Linked DNA regions of Homo sapiens: region 2 is linked to region 1. Evidence: read pairs that join two places in POLR2A ChIA-PET (ENCODE). Cell type or tissue: CD4-positive, alpha-beta T cell. All regions are shown on one strand. Links, peaks and the distances in the headings refer to the core of each region. The heading gives the core; the rest is flanking DNA.

Region 1 (10,414 bases), core at 1-8,000:
CCAGCCAGCCTGGGAGCTGCCCTCTGCCTGTGCCCTCCAGCCCTGACCCCGTGCTCAGCACTGTCCACTGGGTGTGAGTCACAGGTCGAGGCCCACCTTTCTTGGCTTCAGGATGCTGGGTGCCACCTTGAAATCAAGGTTCGGTGGGAGGGAAATGAAGACCTTAGCCGTGGGTAGAGTCCTCAAGGCCTTGCCTGTGGTCGACAGGGCCTTAGTGCCCACCAGCTTGCTGTGCTGTCGTCTGAGGACCTGGCCCTGGTGTCGGAGTACATGGGGAGAAGGCAGCTGGGCCTTGGTGTGGAGGCTGGGGAAGTGGTGACGGGCTGTGGGAGCAAGAGAAGCTGTGAGGCCCTGGGGTGGGGCCCAAGGTGGCCTAGCTGCCCTAACAGGTACGTGTGGAGGATGGGGGGATATGGAGGGAATGGGGTGAAGGCCGACGGAGCCCTCCCGGTTCCTCCTCCAGAGGCAGTGAGAAGAAAACAGGGTAGAGTCCAACAGACCTGGGTCTGCATCCCAGCTGTGCCCCTTCTGAGCTGTGCAACCTTGGGCAACTTCCTTAAACTTCCTGATACCTCGGCTGGAAAATGGGGATAATAGCACCTACCTTGCTAGGTTGGTGTAAACACTAAAGGAGCTGGGCAGGTAGCGGTATGGGGCAAACTGTTAAGTGCTGGACATGTGTTAGTTCTTTCCCCGAGAGGTGACTGCTTGAAGGCAAAGGCAGAATACTGCAGTGGGAAAAGCGTGGGCGCTGGAGAGAGCAACCTGGGCTTAAGTCCTGGCATCTTTGAAATCAGGTCATCTTTGAAATAAGTCACTCTGTGAGGCAGAGTGACTACTTTGGAGGAGACAATACTCATTTGGCTGGGTTTTTTTTTTTTTTTTTTTTTTGAGACAGAGTTTTGCTCTTGTTGCCCAGGCTGGAGTGCAATGGTGCAATCTCGGCTCACTGCAACCTCCGCTTCCTGGGTTCAAGCGATTCTCGTGCCTCAGTCTCCCAAGTAGCTGGGATTATAGGCACCTGCCCCTACACTCGGCTAATTTTTGTATTTTTTAGTACAGATGGGGTTTCACCATGTTGGCCAGGCTGGTCTCGAACTCCTGACCTCAAGTGATCTGCCCGCCTCGGCCTCCCAAAGTGCTTTTTTTGTGTCTTTGTTTTTAAGACAGCATCTCGCTCTGTCTCCCAGGCTGGAGTGCAGAGGTGCGATCATAACTCACTGCAGCCTTAACCTCCCGGGCTCAAGCGATCCTCATTAGCCTCGCGAGTAGCCTGGACCACAGGCTCACACCACCGTGCCCAGCTAATTTGGCTGTGTATTTTTAAACAATACTTTGTGAGTAGTGGCTTTTACTTGCTACTGGTGGCTCTTTGGTGGGGTGGCTGATCCAGGTGGTTGGGAGGGGCCTGGAGAGCAGGAATAAATCGCCTTGGAACACTCGGGTGTTTTGGGGGAATGGTCTTACCCAGGGCCCGGGGGTTCTTCGGACTCAGTGGCAATCTGTTCAAGTGGTGGGGTTGCCTGTCCCCACTAGAAAAGGTCATGGTGAAAATGCAGCCCATCCTGGTGCTGGGGGCATCCCACTCCCAGAGATTGGGGCAGACCAGGGCTGTGGCCCTTTTCGCCTTGCCTTTCTTCCCCTTTCCGGGGGCTGAAGTGGTGGCAGTGGAGACTGGCTTCTCACTGTGCCCCAGGCTCCTGGCCCCAGTGCCTTTCCTAGAAGCTGACCTGTGGGTAGGGGTCCCCGAGTCCTTGCCTTCCCCAGAGCCTCGCTGGGTCAGCAGAGGGACTGCTGGGCGGACCCCCATCCGCCGATGACACATCGCCATGGGCTTCTTGATGGTGAAGCCCTCTACCAGGAGCCGGATGCCCACATATTGAGGCACCTCCACAGCAGGCTGTGGGCAAGAAGAGGAGACAAGGCCCACTCAGTCAGTGGTACTGGAATCCTTGGCCCAGCGGGACCCAGAGTAGAGATGGGTGGAATTACTTTCTGAGGCACCTGGTCAAAGAGGCGTTTCTGAGCTGAGAAATGGAAAGCCCACCTCTGAGTCAGTACCTAGAGTCACAGAGCTCCAGGAATTGCTAGCCCAGAGGAAGGGGGAATCCTAGCCATGTCCCACCAGCACCCCTCAGCCACATTTCCCTCCTAAGCTGCCCCCAGCCCCTGCTGGAATGCGTGTGGCTCCACTGCACAGGCCACTGCTGGTGGACAGCTTCCTGAGCTGAGCCAATCAGATTCTCTGCACAGAGAATTTGAGTTACGCCACCCAGACAAGTAAGAGGTTTGGAGCCTGCCTAGAGCCTCGTGTGAATCCAGGTTATGGGGTAGCAGAAACTAAGAACCTTAAAGAAGACAGTCTGTGGAGAGAATGAAGTAACGAATATGCAGAGGAAGGCAGAGAGAAGGGTCCAGGAGAGGGACTCCCTTACAACTCTCAGTTCCTATCAGGCCAAGCTGTATGTCCTGCCCTCAGCTGGGCTCCAGGAGAGCTCCCTGTGCCTTGCTAGCAACCTGGAGCCAGTTGGAGGTATCTTCTGTGCCACTGAAGGATCCTGATCAGAATCTATCTAAACATCAGAATTACTTGGAGCTTGTTAAAAATACAGCTATTGGCCGGGCATGGTGGTCACACCTGTAATCCCAGAGCTTTGGGAGGCTAAGGTTGGCAGATCACTTGAGGTCAAGAGTTCGAGATCAGCCTGGCCAACATAACCAAACCCTGTCTCTACTAAAAATACAAAAAAATTAGCAGGTCATGGTGGCAGGCACCTGTAATCCCAGCTACTCGGGAGGTCGAGGCAGGAGAATTGCTTGAACCCAGGAGACAGAAGTTGCAGTGAGCCGAGATCGCACCATTGTACTCCAGCCTGGGTGAAAAGAGCGAAACTCCGTCTCAAAAAAAAAAAAAAAAAAAAAATGCAGCTATTGCCGGGCGCGGTGGCTCTCTGGGAGGCCAAGACAGGCGGATCAGCTGAGGTCAGGAATTGGAGACCAGCCTGGCCAACATGGCGAAACCCCATCTCTACTAAAAACACAAAAATTAGCCGGCCATGGTGGGCGCCTGTAATCCCAGCTACTCGGGATCTGAGGAGAATCACTTGAATCCGGGAGGCGGAGGTTGCAGTGAGCCGAGCTAGCACCACTGCACTCCAGCCTGGGTGGCAGAGTGAGACTCTGTCTAAAAAAAAAAAAAAAAAAAAATCAAATAAAAATGTAGCTATCAGCACTCCCAAGTAGCCCCAGATGATGAGGGAAAGTTCATCTTTACAGAAGAATCTCAGCTAATAAATGCAGAAGGAACAACAGAATTAGACATTTGCCATTTTGCAACTCTAATAAAATAGGCAATAATCAAAACTGGTATCAAAACAATTAGATGAAAGGATGACAGGAAAATGTGTAATCTGGACAGAGCCAACACAGCACCTTACAGAAAAATTAATTGCAAAGGGGAGATGTAGCTTATAATGGAGAGAATCTGGTAGCCACCACTGTAACCCACAGTCAAACTCAGCAGCACTAACTGTGAGACACTCTCACAGGATGTGCCTTGTGATGCCACATGAGGTACGCGGCATCACCTCTGAAGTGCTCTTGGGAAAAATGTTTAACCTCATCAAACTATTTGACCTAACTTCTAGTTCCTGAGACAATCAGCTAACAGAAGACCAAGGTAAATCACACCATAAGGAAACAATCAGATAAATCCAGAATGTGGGACAGTTCTACAAAACAACCCGCCTGGCCCCTCAAAAGATCAAAACTATGGGGTCAAAAGGCACTGGGGCTGGCCTAGATGAAAAGAGACAAAAAAAAACAGTGCAAGGTATAAGCCTTTACTATGTGCTGGCCTAAAAACAAAAACAAGAACAAATCAGCAATAAAAGACATTTAGAGGGCTTGGCGCGGTGGCTCATGCCAGTAATCCTAGCATTTTGGGAGGCCGAGGCGGGCAAATCACGAGGTCAGGAGATCGAGACCATCCTGGCTAACATGGTGAAACCCCATCTCTACTAAAATACAAAAAATTAGCCGGGCATGGTGGCAGGCACCTGTAGTCCCAGCTACTCAGGGGGCGGAGGCAGGAAAAGCGCTTGAACCCGGGAGGCGCAGCTTGCAGTGAGCCGAGATGGTGCCACTGCACTCCAGCCTAGGCAACAGAGCAAGACCCCGTCTCAAAAAAAAAAGATATTTGGGGGGCATTTGAAAAATGCAGATATACATAGTCTCCTCCCCAAGCTAGACATTTTGGGTCAATCTCTGGGGGTGGAGCCTCCTCACATCCATACCTTTAGAAGCTTTCAGATGCTTCTGGCCTGGGCACTGGCATTGGGAGCACTGCACTACAATGGCACCTTTTCCCTCAGCTTGCTCATATTTTCCTGCCCATGTATTTCCCCGTTTACATTTTTTGAAACCAAAACGCCAATATATTAATTTAAGAAATGATCAATAACAACTGTAACAAAGGCGAGGTCACTTAGGTCATGTGATCAGTACGTTCTCTTCCTGTAACCAAACCTTGACAGAAACCGGAGGCTAATCAGAAGCCACTTAAACTGCCACAAGAAATTCTATCCAGAACTCAGAAAGCCTTGCAATCAATTTTCTGACTGATTTTTTAAAATGCTGTTCTATTTTACAAGTAGACTCCAATCTCTTTTTGGAGCAAGACGAGTGAAATAATTATAATACTACTAATAATAGTAGCTACCAGTAATTGCCTATTACTATACATTCAGGCACTTTACAGGTTATACATGATGAAACTCCTAACCTTATTAGGTAATAATAACATTAGCTAAAACTTAGTAGCATTTACTACGTGCCAGGCACTATTCTAAAGTACTTTACTGGCTGGGCACGGTGGCTTCTGCCTGTAATCCCAGCACTTTGGGAGGCCGAGGTGGGCGGATCACCTGAGGTCAGGAGCTCGAGACCAGCCTGGCCAACATGGCAAAACCCTGTATCTACTAAAAATACAAAAATTAGCCAGGCGTGGTGGTAGGCACCTGTAATCCCAACTACTTGGGAGGCTGAGGCAGGAGAATCGCTTGAACCCAGGAGGTAGAGGTTGCAGTGAGCCAAGATCATGCCACTGCACTCCAGCCTGGGCAACAGAGCGAGACTCTGTCTCAAAAATAAATAAATGAAGTACTTTACTTATCAACTCATTTAATTCTCACAACTCATAGTACCTAACTTTGTGAGTTAGGTACTATTTTTATTCTTACGGACAAGGAGACCTAGGGGTTAGGAACTTGTCCAAAGTCACATAGCTTGTTGTCACTGAACAGGAATTTGAACCCAAGGAGATTCCAGAATCTCTGCTCTTATGGCTATGCTATATGCCTCTCTAGAAATATTATCCTCATACATGAATTCATTTTATTCTCCCATTCCCATGAGAAAGATGGTAATAATATCCCCATTTCAAAGATCAGGAAACTGAGGCTCAAGGAAGTGAGGTCACCTTAGCAGGACCAGGACTTGAATCTGGGTCTTAAACTGGGTCTGACTGCAGAGTCCTATGCTCCACTGCAGGGCTGCCTGGAAGAGGGTGCAGACTCTCTGGGGTCCTGCCTGGGCCCAACCTCCTCACCTGCTTATAGATGAGCTCAAAGGCTCCTGTGTCACAGTTGCGGTCCAGCATCCGGTCAATGACCACGCGCAGGGTGTCAGCTTGCACGCCAGCACAGAGCCGGGCAGTGACTGCTGTGGAGGGTGCCATCGTGGGGCTGGCGTTGATCTCAATCAGCCAGGGCTGGAAGTCCTCCCCGAACACGAAGTCAGCGCCATAGAGCTCAAAGCTGGCCTTCCGACACTGCACGGTGTCCTGGGAGGTCTGAAGTGCGTGGATCACAGCATCCTTCATGCCAGGCACGATGATGGTGGACCAAGCATTTGGGGCACCCATCTCCTGCAGGTGGGCCTGGAACCTCTGGCTAGACCACATGTTGTCTGGCGGAAGCAGTGGATGCCGATGGCATGAGTTCTCCAGGTGCTTCTGGATGGAGTTGTTGCACAGGTGCACTGAGCTGGGGCAGAGAACAGAAAACTGAGGTCCAGGCCCTTGTGTCTCTCCCATCCAAACTCAGGGAGGACAGGCAAGTCCTGGAAGCAGCCCTGGGCCACCCTGCACTATTCAACTTGAGATGGGGCCCTACTGGGAAGGACAAAAAGGACAGAGGCCTGGGCCCCACCACATTCTTCTAGGGCCAGAACCACTCTTATCTCTCAGGGCTGCTCTGAGGGCGCTAGTTACGGGGGCCGCAGTAGTAAGTGCTTTGTGCATAGTCTCAGTTAACCATCCCAGTGTCTGGAAGATAAGAGGGTGGGTAAGGGTATGGCCCCGTCATCGCCAGGACGTGTTCAAGCGCCATCTCCACACTAGTTGTGAGACCTTAGGGAAGTCATCTAACCTGTGTGCTCTTCACATCTGCAAAATGGGGGTAGTAACAGTACCCACTTCACTGTTTTTTATATTTTTCTTCAGACCTGGTGAACAAGAAGTATGCACTGGGTTCTTATTAAGAATGAGATCATGTATACAAAGTGCTCAGCACTATCACATATGAAGCACTCAATAATTGATAGCTATGAATTTCATACTACTGCCTCCATTCTTCAGATGTGGAAACCAAGGCTTAAATAGGTTTTCACATGACCAGATTCAAACAACTTGGAAGCTGCAGAGACAGAATTGGAATTCAGGCTTTAACAAGGCTTTCTCTCACCCTAGAAGTTAACACGACATCTTAGTTTTCAAAACTCCTGACCTCCTTTCCCCTGCTCTACATTTGCTTCCCTTTTTCCCCCAACGACAAATATAATCTTTTTTTTTTTTTTTTTTTTTGAGACAGATCCTTGATCTGTCACCCAGGCTGGAGTGCAATGGCACGATCTCAGTTCACTGCAACCTCCACCTCCCAGGTTCAAGCAATTCTCCTGTCACGGCCTCCCGAGTAGCTGGGACTACTGGCGCCCGCCAACACGCCCGGCTAATTTTTATATTTTTAGTAGAGACGGGGTTTCGCTATATTGGTCAGGCTGGTCTCGAACTCCTGACCTCAGGTGATCCACCCACCTCGGCCTCCCAAAGTGCTTGGATTACAGGCATGAGCCACTGCGCCTGGCCCAAATAATCTTTTAACCTGTTAGATAATTTCACTTGTGTTCTTGCTTGCCTGTTTCTCCCTGCTAGAATGTAAGCCCTTGAGAGCTGGGATCTTGTTTTGTTCACTGCTATACCCCAAGTGCCCAGAACAGTGCATGGCACAAGGTACACACTCGGTCAAATCTGTTGGAGGGGCCAGGCATAGTGTAATCCCAGCACTTTGGGAAGCCAAGGTGGGATGATCGCTTGAGCCCAGGAGTTTGAGACCAACCTGGGCAACATAGTGAGACCCCATGTCTACATTAAAAAACTTAAAAATCAGCTGTGGTACATGCCTGTGGTCTCAGACACTTGGGAGGCTGAGGAGGAAGGATTGCTTGAGCACAGGAAGTCAAGGCTACAGTGAGCCGTGACCATGCCACTGCACTCCAGCCTAGGTAACAGAGTGAGACCGCCCCCTGTCTGTTAAAAAAAAATCTGTTGGATGCAAGGACAGCTGGCAGGATGAGGGCCTGCCTGCCTGCAGTCTGTGTGTGGAGCCTAGCGCTGCTGCGCGAGTCCCCTGCACTGTAATCGCCTGTTTGCTTGCCAGCTCCCCAACTAGGCAGGGAGCTCGTGGGAGGCGAGCAGAGGGGCTCACTTGTCCAGGTTCTTCAGGGAGAAGGGCTGCGTGGAAAAGCGGATATAGCTGTCGCGGTAGAACCACACGGTAAGTGGGTTCCAGTCAGTTACCAGGAACCACTGTCTGAGGTCAAACTTGGTGCCAAAGATGAGGAGGGGCCGCTCAATATACTTCTGCACCACCCACTTGCCGTCCTTCATCACCACGGGGTTGCCGTTCACCAGCTTCAGCATCTCCTCCAGGTGGTCCATGCACATGATGCCTACGGGGGAAGAGGGCAGTCAGGGATTGGAAGGTCAGGCGTGGGCCAGGAGAAGGGCCAGCTTGTCATGAGCTCTTGTCCCCTCGGAGCTGATAGGGCTGAGTGGGTAAGGCTGTCTCCCTCAATCAGAACCCAGTTCCCTTTGGGAAAGCCAGGAATTTGCTAAGGATTTTAAATTTTTCCTAATTAACCAGTTTTGTTTGATTAAACAGGAATACATACATGGATACAAATTTAAAGTGCTGGACTTTTTTTTTTTTTTTTTTTTTTTGAGACAGCCCTGTCACCTAGGCTGGAGTGCAGTGGCACGAGCTCAGCTCACTGCAACCTCCGCCTCCCGGGTTCAAGTGATTCTCCTGCCTCAGCCTCCCGAGTAGCTGGGATTATGGGTGCCTGCCACCACACGTGGCCAATTTTTGTATTTTTAGTAGAGACAGGGTTTCACCATGTTGGCCAGGCTGGTCTCCAACTCCTGACCTCAAGTGATCCACCCGCCTCGGCCTCCCAGACTGCTGGGATTACAAGCATGAGCCACTGTACCTGGCCAGTGTTGGGGGCTTTTTTAAAGTATGTGCACCTATTACGTTCCTACCAATAATAAATAGACTATAAAACAAAACAAAAATTAGGCAGTACGAAAGGGCATACAATAAAAAATGTATCTCCTTGTCTAGAGGCAGCCAACTGCTGCTTCCAGGACCTTATGGATATCCTTCTGGATCATGTGAAAGCCTACACGTGCCTCCGTTTCCCAGGATTGCATAAATTGAAGCACGTTGAGGATTTGGAATAGTGCTTTAGCTGCATGACTGCATTTAATCCTCACCTCACAGGAGGTATTATCATCCTCCTCATGTCACAGATGAGGGAACTGAGGTTCAGGGAGGCGCTAAAACCTGCTCAAGGTCACGAAGCACATTAGTAGCAGAGCTAGGACTCAAACCCAGGCAATTTGGCTTCAATAGACCTGCACTATTAACTTCCTTGGCCTCTACTGGTAGATGCAGGTGGTGAGGTGCCAGTGCAGGAAGCAGGAGCTGACCCCCACCTCGTCCGCGGGACTTGGCTCCTGGCTTCACGATCCAGATGTTGCGATCCCCTTCCATGTCTATCTGGGGTACCACGGCCTGCAGCTGCTGCAGGATGTCCTCACAGCGCTGGACCTGAGTGTCGAGGTGCCTGAGTTCTGCCCCTTCGCTGTGGGGAAATGATAGAACTTGGGCAGGGCTGGACCTGGGACATGCAGGTGGAGAGGGCAGGGGGAGATATATTCCACCATCCCCCGCCGTCATCCAGGCAGCCTTGGTCACGCCCTCCCTGCAGATATCCATAGGTCCCTCCCAAGCCTCCGGCCCCACCTTCAAGCCACCCCGGAAATCCTAACCTGCCCAGACTACACAAATGGGAAAGGCTGATAAAATTCCATTAACTGCAAACCACCCCCTACTCCAACACTCCACCTGTGCCACCCCCTTCCTATTACATTAAAACTGTCTTTGACAGAATTTAATCATTCCAGTTCCTAATGATAAAGCACCACTATGTGCCAGGCATTGTGACAAGGGCTTTCCATATATTTTCACGAATGCCCTCAAGGCCCTGCCAGGGAAGTATTACTAGTACCCACCCCCTACCCCCCGACTTTTTTTTTTTTTTTTTGAGACAGGGTCTTGGTCTGTCACCCAGGCTGAAGTGCAGTGGTGAAATCACGGCTCAGTGCAGCCAGGAACTCCTAGGTCCAAGTTTCAGCCTCCCAAGTAGTTGGAATTACAGGCATACGCCACCACACCCAAGCTAATTTTTATTTTTTGCAGAGATGGGTCTTATTATGTTACCCAGGCTAGTCTTGAACTCCTGGCCTCAGGCCATCCTCCTGTTCAGCCTCCCAAAATGCTGGGATTGCAGGCATGAGCTACCACACCCAGCTCTGGTCCCATTTTAGAGAAATGTAAACTGGGCCAGGCACGGTGGCTCCTGCCTGTAATCCCAGCACTTTGGGAGGCGGAGGCAGGCGGATCACCTGAGGTCAGGAGTTCGAGAACAGCCTGGCCAACATGGCAAAACCTTGTTTCTACTAAAAATACAAAAATTAGCCAGGCATGGTGGCAGGTGCCTGTAATCCCAGCTACTTGGGAGACTGAGGCAGGACAATCACTTGAACCAGGGAGGCGGAGGTTGCAGTGAGCCGAGATCGTACCACTGCACTCCAGCCTGGGCGACAGAGCAAGATTCCGTCTCAAAAAAAAAAAAAAAAAAAAAGAAAAGAAAAGAAAAGAAAAAGTAAACTGGGACGGGCATAGTGGCTCACGCTTGTAATCCCAGCACTTTGGGAGGGCAAGGTGGGCGGATCACAAGGTTAAGAGATTGAGACCATCCTGGCCAATATGGTGAAACCCCATCTCTCCTA
Region 2 (10,414 bases), core at 1,221-9,220, 190 kb before region 1:
GTGAGCAAATTGGGGTTTCCTGGGGACAAGGTGGGTACGGGCAATGGGAGAGCCCCTGTCTGTTCACATGGACTCAGCCTTCTCAGCACCTGGGTCTGGCTTTGGTGCTGACAAAGCATAGCCTGTATCAGACAACACGGAGCCTGATGGGCTCTCGAAGTGCTGTGGACAACACTGGCGTGTGCCCAGGGGTGCACATGTTCCTCCTGGTGGAACCTGGATGCATTTTATTTTTATGACTACTTTCCACTCTAGCAACTACATTTTTTCATTGAAATAGGAAGTTTTCCTAAGTAGTCTTCTAGTCAGTTTTTTAAAAATGAACATGTGTTGGCCAGGCATAGTGGCTCACGCCTCTAATCCCAGCACTTTGGGAGGCCAAGGTGGGTGGATCACTTGAGGTCAGGAGTTTGAGACCAGCCTGGCCAACATGGCAAAACCCAATCTCTACAAAAATTAGCTGGACATGGCAGTGCATGCCTGTAATCCCAACTACTCAGGAGCCTGAAGCAGGAGAATCGTTTGAACCCAGGAGGTGGAGGTGACAGTGAGGCGAGATTGTGTCACTGCACTCCAGCCTGGGCAAAACAGCAAGTGTCTTACCAAAAAAAAAAAAAAAAAGTATGTGTCAAAGATTTCATTGAATTCATTAATTAATGAGAGAACTAGCAAGAAGTTACAATCAGTTCAAAGGAGAATTCAAAATCCCACACATATATAGGTCCAGTAAGAATGATGAGATAGGCTGGGTGCAGTAGCTCTCACCTGGAATCCCAGCACTTTGGGAGTTCAAGGCAGGAGGATCTCTTGAGCCCAGGAGCTTGAGACCAGCCTCGGCAATAGTGAGAGAGAGAGAGAGAGACACACACACTTACACACACACACGGCAGGAGGATCTCTTGAGCCCAGGAGTTTGAGACCAGCCTGGGCAACACAGTGAGAGAGAGAGACACATGCGCACACACACACACACACACACCCCTGGGCAACATAGAGAGAGACACACACACACACACATACACACACACACACACACACACACACACACAGTTTGAGACCAGCCTGAGCAACATAGTGAGAGGCATGCACGCTGGGAGCAGTGGTAGTATGTGCCTATAATCCCAGCTAGGTGGGAGGATTGCCTGAGCCCAGGAGTTTGAGGCTGCAGTGAGATATGACCATACCATTGTGTACTCCAGCCTGGGCAACAGCATGAGGCCTTGTCTCTAAAAAGAAGAAAAAAAGAGATAAATGTATACATACAAAATTGGGTTTTTTCTCCCATGGGGATGGGAGGGATGAAATAATCTTCCCTCCATAGGACAGAATTAGTTTGCAAGTCTTATGGACCAGAGTCATTTGTACTATATAATGAACTTTTCTTAAAACTTATTTTGAAAGCCTAACCAAGTGTCTCAGGAAGCATGAGAATATGTGAGGTTAGAAGCTGCATGCCGTTATGGTGATGTTTCCCAAATTCTGCCGCTCCAGTGGCGCCCTGGGGCATCCTTCCCCATTGGGTGGATGTAGCCACTGAGGCTGAAGTGATTGAATCAGTCCAAAGCCGCAAAACTTGCAAGCAGCAGAGCATGGCTGCTAGTCCATCTTTCCGATAGTCTATTCTTCTCCAGTTCCTTCATTCAGTGTTTCCTGAGTGCCCACTGTGTGCCTGGCCCTATGCTGTAACTACAGATTCAGAGATGAACAAAATACCAGATAGAACAAGTTCCCTGAGGGCAGGAATTTTTGTGGCCTTCAGCACCTTGGTGAATGCTGACACATAGTAGTTATTTAAATGATTGTAGAATAAATGAAGACACAGGCGATCTCTATTCACATGGGGCTTCTGAGAAATCCTGCTCAGGATCCCAAGAGTTCTACCAGATCACATGTAGCTAGAACATATCAGACCTTCTTGCTTTCTTAGTTGATCTCCTGCAGACCCAATCTGCAGTTGAGGAAACTGAGGCTGTGTGGGTCTGCTTGCCAGAGACAACAGTGGGTGGCAGGCTTGAGCCTGGTTCTGTGGCTGAGAGTTCCATTTTCCTCCTCGGCTACTTCTTCCAGGATACTACCATCTCATGCCACCTCTTGACCTCAGACTACCTACCACCAGTAGTCTGCATTATTTCAAAATTATGAACAAGAAGTTTCAGACCAGCTGGGGGCAGTGGCTCACACCTGTAATCCTAGCACTTTGGGAGGCCGAGGGAGGTGAATCACCTGAGGTCAGGAGTTCGAGACCAGCCTGGGCAACAAGGTGAAACCCCCGTCTTTACTAAAAATACAAAAATTAGCCGGGCGTGGTGACACACTGCTGTAATCCCAGCTACTCAGGAGGCTGAGGCAGGAGAATCACTGGAAACTGGAATGTGAAGGTTGCAGTGAGCCGAGATCACACCATTGTACTCCAGCCTGGGCGACAGAATAAGACTCTGTCTCAGAAAAAGAAAAGGTCTCAGACCTTAAACTCAGTCCAGTTAGGGGAGGTGGGACACTTCGACCTAAACACAGTCTGGTGACTGGAATCAGTTTAGTGACTTAGTGGTATCACTAGGTTTTTTTTAATTATAGTAAATATGTATAGCATAAAATCTATTGTTTGGACCATTTTAAGTGTACAATTCAGTGCCATTAAGTACGTTCACAATGTTGCCCAGCCATCACCACCATCCATTTCTAGACCTCTTGCATCATCTTAACCAGAAACTCTGTCCCCCTGAAGCACTAAGTCTCCATTCCTCCTCCAGACACTGGTAGCCTCCACTCCACTTTCTATGTTTGCCAATTCTAGTACCATATGGAACTGGAGTCAGTCAATACTCGTTCTTCATTTCTAGCTTCCTTGACTTCGGATTTTCAAGGGTCGTTCATATTGCAGTATGGATCAGAATTTCATTCCTTTTTTTTTTTTGAGATGGAGTCTCACTCTGTCACCCAGGCTGGAGTGCAGTGGCGCGATCTCAGCTCACTACAACCTCTGCCTTCCAGGTTCAAGCAGCCTCAGCCTCCCGAGCAGCCCGCCACCATGCCCGGCTAATTTTTTTGTATTTTTTGAGTAGAGACACGGTTTCACCATCCTGGCCAGGTTGGTCTTGAACTCCTGACCTTGTGATCTGCCCACCTCAGCCTCCCAAAGTGCTGGTATTACAGGCGTGAGCCACCGTGCCCGGCCTCAGAATTTCTTTCTTTTTTTCTTTTTTTTTTTTTTTTTTGAGACAGAGTCTCATTCTGTCGCCAGGCTGGAGTGCAATGGCACGATCTCAGCTCACTGCAACCTCTGACTCCCGGGTTCAAGCGATTCTCCTGCCTCAGCCTCCCGAGTAGCTGGGATTACAGGCACGTGCCACCACGCCCGGCTAATTTTTGTATTTTTAGTAGAGACAGGGTTTCACCGTTTTGGCCAGGATGGTCTCGATCTCCTGACCTCGTGATCCGCCCGCCTCGGCCTCCCAAAGTGCTGGGATTACAGGCCTGAGCCACCACGCCTGGCCGACCTCAGAATTTCATTCCTTTTTAAGGCTGGTCAGCTAGGTTGTCAGCCTCAGTTCCTTAATTTGAGAAGTGGGTATACTTCTAAGTTATAACCTTGAAAATATAAAGTATTCTCTTGTGTAGATGTGAATAGTTCTAAGTCTTTCTGCCACCCACACCCCAGTCAGACCATAAATTCACTTATTGAATGAATGTTAATAAAAGACTAAAGTTTGAACAACAGCCAGGTAACATTTCTTTGCCTTTTATTTTCCACTCCCCTATCTCACTTAGGACTAGACACCTCGAGTGACCCTCACATTCCCCTTTCAAACAGATTTGGTAAGAATTTGATTAAAATTATCTAGCATTCTTTATATTTTTTTAGAGACAGCGTCTCACTCTGTCATCTAGGCTACAGTGCAGTGGTGCAATCATGGCTCACTGCAGCCTTAACCTCGTAGGCTCAAGTGATCCTCCTGAGTAGCACAAGTGTGTGCTACCATGCTTGGCTAGTTCTTTAATACTTTTGTAGAGACAAGGTCTCACTAGACCAGGCTGGTCTCAAACTCCTGGCCTCAAGCCATCCTCCTCGGCCTCCCAAAATGCTGGAATTATAGGCCTGAGCCAGTGCACCTAGCCAAAGTTGTCTAGCATTCAACCAGCTGCTCTTGAACCTGCCCCCGCTTCCCCATTTCCCCTACTTTTCAAATATCCAACCCCACGTTAATTGCTTTATGCTATTTCAGCCTTATGACCCTGGGTGGCAGGTGCAATCCCATTTTACCCATGAGGGAGCTGAAGCTCAAAACTAGAGCAGTTTGCTGAAGTTCACCCAGCTAATAAGACTGGATTAGGACTTAGGCCTGCCTGATTCAGGTTCAGTTCTCAGTACATGCTCATGCCAGGCATGGATGTCTTCATGTCCAGCACTCTGAACATGAGCTAGACTGCAGGTGACTTAGAAAGGCCTCAGAGTCTAGAACAGAGTGTCTCAAGGGCAGAGCCACATTATGGAGATTAATCTGGCTGGACCAAAGTAGTAGTAGAAAAATAGAAAGCCATATGAAATGAGCTGGGGTTTTGCATGAGAAAGTAGGGAGGTTCCGGGCATCTCAGTTAAGGTGGAATTGCAGGTCCTCGCCCTAATCCTGATCCCATCTGCAGCATCTGTTCCTATTTGCACATTGCTCTAGAATTGATGAAATGCTTTTAGTGCTACCACCTCAGTGGTATTCAAATGTTATTAATGAAGAAAACAAACATAATGAAACCAATCCCTTCCAGGCCAACATGGGAATAATGGGTTGTAGGGAGGTGTACACTTATGTTTTATTCTTACTTGTTTTTGAGACGCTCTGTTGCCCAGGCTGGAGCGCAGTGGTGCAATCTCAGCTCACTTCAACCTCTGTCTCCCGGGTTCAAGCGATTCTCATGCCTCAGCTTCCCAAGTAGCTGAGATTACAGCTGTGTGCCACCTCACCTGGCTAATTTATTTGTATTTTTTAGTAGAGACGGGGTTTCACCATGTTGGCCAGGCTGGTCTCAAACTCCTGACCTCAAGTGATCTGCCCGCCTCAGCCTCCTAAAGTGCTAGGATTACAGGCGTGAGCCACTGAGCCCAGCTTTGTTTTGTTGTTGTTGGTGATGGTGGTGGTTTTTTTGTTTGTTTGTTTTGTTTTGTTTTTTTGAGACAGAGTCTTGCTCTGTCACCCAGGCTGGAGTGCAGTGGCATCATCTCAGCTCACTGCAACCTCCGCCTCCTGGGTTCAAGCGATTCTCCTGCCTCAGGCTCTCAAGTAGCTGGAATTATAGGCGCCCACCAGCAGGCCTGACTAATTTTTGTGTTTTTAGTAGGGACAGGGTTTTACCATGTTGGCCACACTGGTCTCAAACTCCTGACCTCAGGTGACTCACCCACCACGGCCTCCCAAAGTGTTAGGATTACAGGCATGAGCCACTACGCCCAACCTACTTCGTGGTTTTGACTTGCGTGCCCTCTCATTCCACCCAGGGAAGCTCTCCACTGGGCCCTTTTCAGCATGCAAGCCACGGGCCACGTGCTGCTTCACCTCCTGTTACCTGCAGCAGCTCCTCGATGCCACAGAGGACGGGCATCCCCCCAAGGGCAAGGCCTCATCCCTCATCCCGACCTGTCTGAAGATACTGCAGTGAAAGCCCAAGCCCTAGCTTTCCCCAGTGAAGGACTAGACTAGGGGCCCCACGCTCAACTGGTAGTGGCCACAAGCCTGGCAGCTGTAGAGCCGCTAACCTCCCGACACCTCCCTCACCACACAGGACCCTGAGTGAGGAGGAGGGGCTGGAAACCTGGGATGGGTTGGCCAAAGGAGAACCTCAGGCTCCTGGCCTGGCCCAGCTCCTTCCTGCCCAAGGTAGCTTAGCCCATCCAGACTGGTCCTGAAGTCTGTCCCTCCATTGGCATGAAGTCTGCCCCTCAGCAGTCCGGCCTCACAGGCTGTACTTTCATGGTGCTCTCTACCTTCTGGCCCCCATCCCAGAACATTCGTGAGTGAATTCGCAAGCATACTAGCATGTGATATTAGGGAGTTTGCAATAAATTATTGATGCTGATGTATCTTTGCCTGTGTTCTTTGGGGTGGGGTTCTAGCTGGAAGGTTGGAGAGGGCTAAAGGAAGAGATGAATCTGTTGTCAAACTATTCTCCATAACATAAGATTACAAATAATAGTTTTTCTACCAAAGGGGGGAAAAAAAAAAAAAGCTGAGCACAGTGACACGTGCCTGCAGTCCCAGCTACTCAGCAGGCTGTGGTGGGAGCATCCCTTGAGACCAGGAGTTCAAGGCCAGCCCGGGGCACAATAGCAAGAGCCCAGGCTCTTTAAAAAACAAAATTGCAGGGGTGGGGGGAGGGGGGAGGGATAGCATTGGGAGATATACCTAGTGCTAGATGACGAGTTAGTGGGTGCAGCGCACCAGCATGTCACATGTATACATAGGTAACTAACCTGCACATTGTGCACATGTACCCTAAAACTTAAAGTATAAAAAAAAAAAAAAAAAAAAAATTTGCAGGCCGGGTGCAGTGGCTCACGCCTGTAATCCCAGCACTTTGGGAGGCCCAGGCGGGCGGATCACGAGGTTGGGAGATCGAGACCACAGTGAAACCCTGTCTCTACTAAAAATACAAAAAAAAAATTAGCCAGGCGTGGTGGCGGGTGCCTGTAGTCCCAGCTACTCGGAGAGGCTGAGGCAGGAGAATGGCGTGAACCCAGGAGGCGGAGCTTACAGTGAGGCGAGATCGCACTACTGCACTCCAGCCTGGGCGACAGAGCGAGACTCTGTCTCAAAAAAAAAAAAAAAATTGCATTTGATTTTGAAACTAAAGTCGGCTAAATTTGAGGCTTGAGCTGACCATGTAATTGATACCATAAGTAACAATTTCCTAATTAAATTCACCTATCAGAGGAGCTTCAATTGAGCAGGTGGGATTAAGTCACTCTTCTAATTTCTCAGTGTCCCGTTTTATAATAACCATTTAAGTGGTTAGGTGAAAAAGTACTACTCAAGCTGTAAGGCATTTCCCCGTCAATGCCCATCCTAACTTGCCAGACAGCTTATCTTTCATGTTCAGGACTTTCAACCTCGGGATTTCAAAGTGGGCTCATAGGTAGCCCCAAAGAGTAGGAGCTTCTCATCAGTGTGAGCTGGCATTTTCCAATATTGGACAACTCAAGACAAGCATGAAAGGCTGAATTTAGGCTGGGCGTGCTGGCTCATGCCTGTAATCCCAGCACTTTGGGAGGCCAAGGCAGGTGGATTACCTGAGGTCAGCAGCTGGAGACCAGCCTGGCCAACATGGCCAAACCCTCTCTCTACTAAAATACAAAAAATTAACCAGGCATGCTTGTAGGCATCTGTAATCCCAGCTATTTGGGAGGCTGAGGCAGGAGAATTGCTTAAACCTGGGAGGCATAGGTTGCAGTGAGCCAAGATCGTGCCATTGCACTCTAGCCTGGACGACAGAGTGAGACTCCGTCTCAAAAAAAAAACACAAACAAACAAAAAAAAAACGAAAAATAAAACAAAACCAATCGTTTTACAACTCTTACTATAAAGCCTATTTGGATGTAGTAAATACTAAGGCAAAGGTCTGTATTACCAAAGATGGTCTGGGAGCTATTTCTGGCAGCGGACCCAAACCCTGCAACCTGTGGGTGAAGCTGCTGAAGCTCACTGAAGAGGGCCTGCTATTCTGGGCTCTCCTTCTCTTGCAGTTGTGGCTGGAGGCTGGCCTGGTGTCAGGCTGGCTCCATGGGGTGGGCCGTCTGGCAGGGAGGCCTGATGTTTGTATTAGCACAGAATCTATCCCAGTCCACCCTTGCCGAAGCTGTGGCGGGGCCTACGTGCTCCTTCCGTAAAGTGCTCAGTAACAGAGTTGGAGTGGGGGTGGGAGGCTCGGTATTTGTCCCAAGCTTCCCTCCTCCTGGGATCCGGAGTTTCACAAGTGAATCTTGAGCAACTGCCCACGGTCTCTTGGCATTGAGCCCAGGGAAAACAACGTTCTTCCTTTTCTTCCAGGAGCTCGAGGCTAATGGAGTCAAAGCAGCTGTGGTCAGTGAACAGGAAAAGGCAGCCTTTGATGAGGCTGGGGGGCTGGGGAGGGAAGATTCCAAACAGCAAAGGAGCTTGAGCCTCAGTAGGGCCTGGCGATCCTAGTGGGAGAATGGCCTTTCCTGGAGACCCCCCCGCACAGCCAGGAGCAGCTGTCGTCAAGGTGGGCTGTGTCCCAGCCCCTCCAGCTCAGCCTTTTCATCTGTTCAGGCTGGTGCTCACGAGTGCACAGGACGCCTTTCAGAAGGAGGATTCTAAATCCCGGGGGTCTGTAATGGCACAGCCACATGTCTGAGCCCAAAACAAGAGAACCACATGTGTTTTTGCCACACTTCTTGCCAGTGCTGTCCATATTTGTGTACATAATTTTTTGTTTCTTTTCTTTGAGACAGAGTCTCACTCTTGTCACCCAGGCTGGAGTGCAGTGGCACGATCTCAGCTCACTGCAACCTCTGCCTGCTGGGTTCAAGCAATTCTTCTGCCTCAGCCTCCCAAGTAGCTGGGATTACAGGCACCCACCACCACGCCCAGGTAATTTTTATATTTTTCATAGAGATGGGGTTTCGCCATATTGGCCAGGCTGGTCTCAAACTCCTGACCTCAGGTGATCCACCTGCCTCAGCCTCCGAAAGTGCTGGGATTACAGGCGTGAGACACCACACCCGGCTCTTGTGCACGTAATTCTATTTTATTTGAGATGGAGTCTTGCTCTGTTGCCCAGGCTGGAGTGCAGTGGCATGATCTCGGCTCACTGCAACCTCCGCCTCTCAGGCTCAAGAGATTCTTGTGCCTCAGCCTTCCAGGTAGCTGGGACTGTGCACCACCATGCTGGGCTAATGTTTGTATTTTTAGTAGAGTTGGGGTTTCACTTAGCCAGGCTGGTCTCGAACTTCTGGCCTCAAAAGATCTGCCCGCCTCGGCTTCTCAAAGTGCCTTGGATTCCCAAAGTGCTGGGATTACAGGTGTGAACCATCATGCCTGGCCTGTGCACATCATTTCAATAACTGATATTTTGAAAACATTGTTTATTGACATAATTTATGTACAATAAAATGTATTATTTACAAGTATGTCTTTCAATAAGTTTTGGCAAATTTATACAGTTATGTAACCACCATTTCTGGCAAACCAGAAAGCTGCCATCTGTCCCTTTATAGTCATGTAAATAGACTTTTCTAAAATGTCATGTAAATAGAATGATATATCTTAAAAATTTTTATTTCTATTTTTGTAAATTAAAAAAAGTATTTAGAAAATTATGAATCATATAGTCTTTTATATCTGGCTTAGATTTTTAAACTGTGTGTGTGTGTGTGTATGTGTGTGTGAAGAAGAAATATATCAGCAAGGTAAAACATTTAAGCTGTTCCAAAGGGTAAACATAATTACTCATCTAACCCCATCTGATTCCTTCAGAAGCAAACACCATCTTGTTTTTGTGTGTACTTTCAGAAACACAGAAGGATGTAAATATGACTAAGAAATTGGCCGGGCGCGGTGGCTCACGCCTGTAATCCCAGCACTTTGGGAGGCCGAGGTGGGCAGATCACGAGGTCAGGAGATCGAGACCATCCTGGCTAACATGGTGAAACCCCATCTCTACTAAAAATACAAAAATTAGCCTGGCGTGGTGGTGGGCGCCTGTAGTCCCAGCTACTCGGGAGGCTGAGGCAGGAGAATGGTGTGAACTCGGGAGGCGGAGCTTGCAGTGAGCCAAGATTGTGCCACTGCACTCCAGCCTGGGCGACAGAGCGAGACTCTGCCTCAAAAAAAAAAAAAAAAAGAGACAGAATAAATAGTAAATAGTAAAATGCAAGAAGTGAGGCTTCACCACCCCACCTAGCTGATTTTTGTCTTCATCTGTGCAACTATGTTGGAGCAATCTTATTCCTCCTTTTCTTCGGTGGACACATGCAGCAAAATCTTAATAGAAGTGAAAGATGCGTCCTCCGGCAGCCCTGTGGCAGCCCCAGTTTCTTTTCTTTTCTTTTTTTTTTTTTTTTTTTTTGAGACGGAGTCTCACTCTGTCCCCCAGGCTGGAGTGCAGTGGCACAATCTCGGCTCACTGCAAACTCCACCTCCCAGGTTCACGCCACTCTCCTGCCTCAGCCTTCTGAGTAGCTGGGACTATAGGTGCCCGCCACCAAGCCTGGCTAATTTTTTGTATTTTTAGTAGAGATGGAGTTTCACCATGTTAGCCAGGATGGTCTCGATTTCCTGACCTCGTGATCCTCCCGCCTTGGCCTCCCAAAGTGCTGGGATTACAGGCATGAGCCACTGCGTCCGGCTGCGGCAGCCCCAGTTTCTTGTTGGCTAGGCTGATGTCACAGCCTCAGGCTGTCCAGCTT

What was found. Peaks named below come from ENCODE experiments on the same cell type or tissue, not always from the same donor. Only the 100,000 strongest peaks of a DNase experiment are listed, where the experiment ranks them.
Region 2: POLR2A ChIA-PET joins it to region 1 with 5 read pairs; 4 of 35 experiments call an interaction of 5 or more read pairs at or near these places.

What each region holds. Positions count from the first base shown.
Region 1 is chr3:9,824,590-9,835,003 of GRCh38, reverse strand. ARPC4-TTLL3 (ARPC4-TTLL3 readthrough) reads right to left here. Exons shown (of 12, transcript NM_001198793.1): 9 at 9,056-9,204; 10 at 7,764-8,007; 11 at 5,609-6,044; 12 at 1-323. The coding sequence ends at 183. It overlaps TTLL3 (tubulin tyrosine ligase like 3), which reads right to left. Exons shown (of 14, transcript NM_001387446.1): 9 at 9,056-9,204; 10 at 7,764-8,007; 11 at 5,609-6,044; 12 at 1,759-1,900; 13 at 97-323. Among named protein-coding and RNA genes, the nearest start is that of RPUSD3, 14 kb to the left of the region's middle. RefSeq lists silencers at 7,536-7,605, 7,616-7,685, 10,246-10,414 and enhancers at 7,319-7,819, 8,653-9,153, 9,154-9,654. In CD4-positive, alpha-beta T cell, for the core only: no CTCF peak of the experiment used is centred there; a DNase peak (open chromatin) is centred at 7,588.
Region 2 is chr3:10,013,146-10,023,559 of GRCh38, reverse strand. It overlaps the pseudogene CIDECP1. Among named protein-coding and RNA genes, the nearest start is that of FANCD2, 8.1 kb to the left of the region's middle. In CD4-positive, alpha-beta T cell, for the core only: no CTCF peak of the experiment used is centred there; a DNase peak (open chromatin) is centred at 5,459.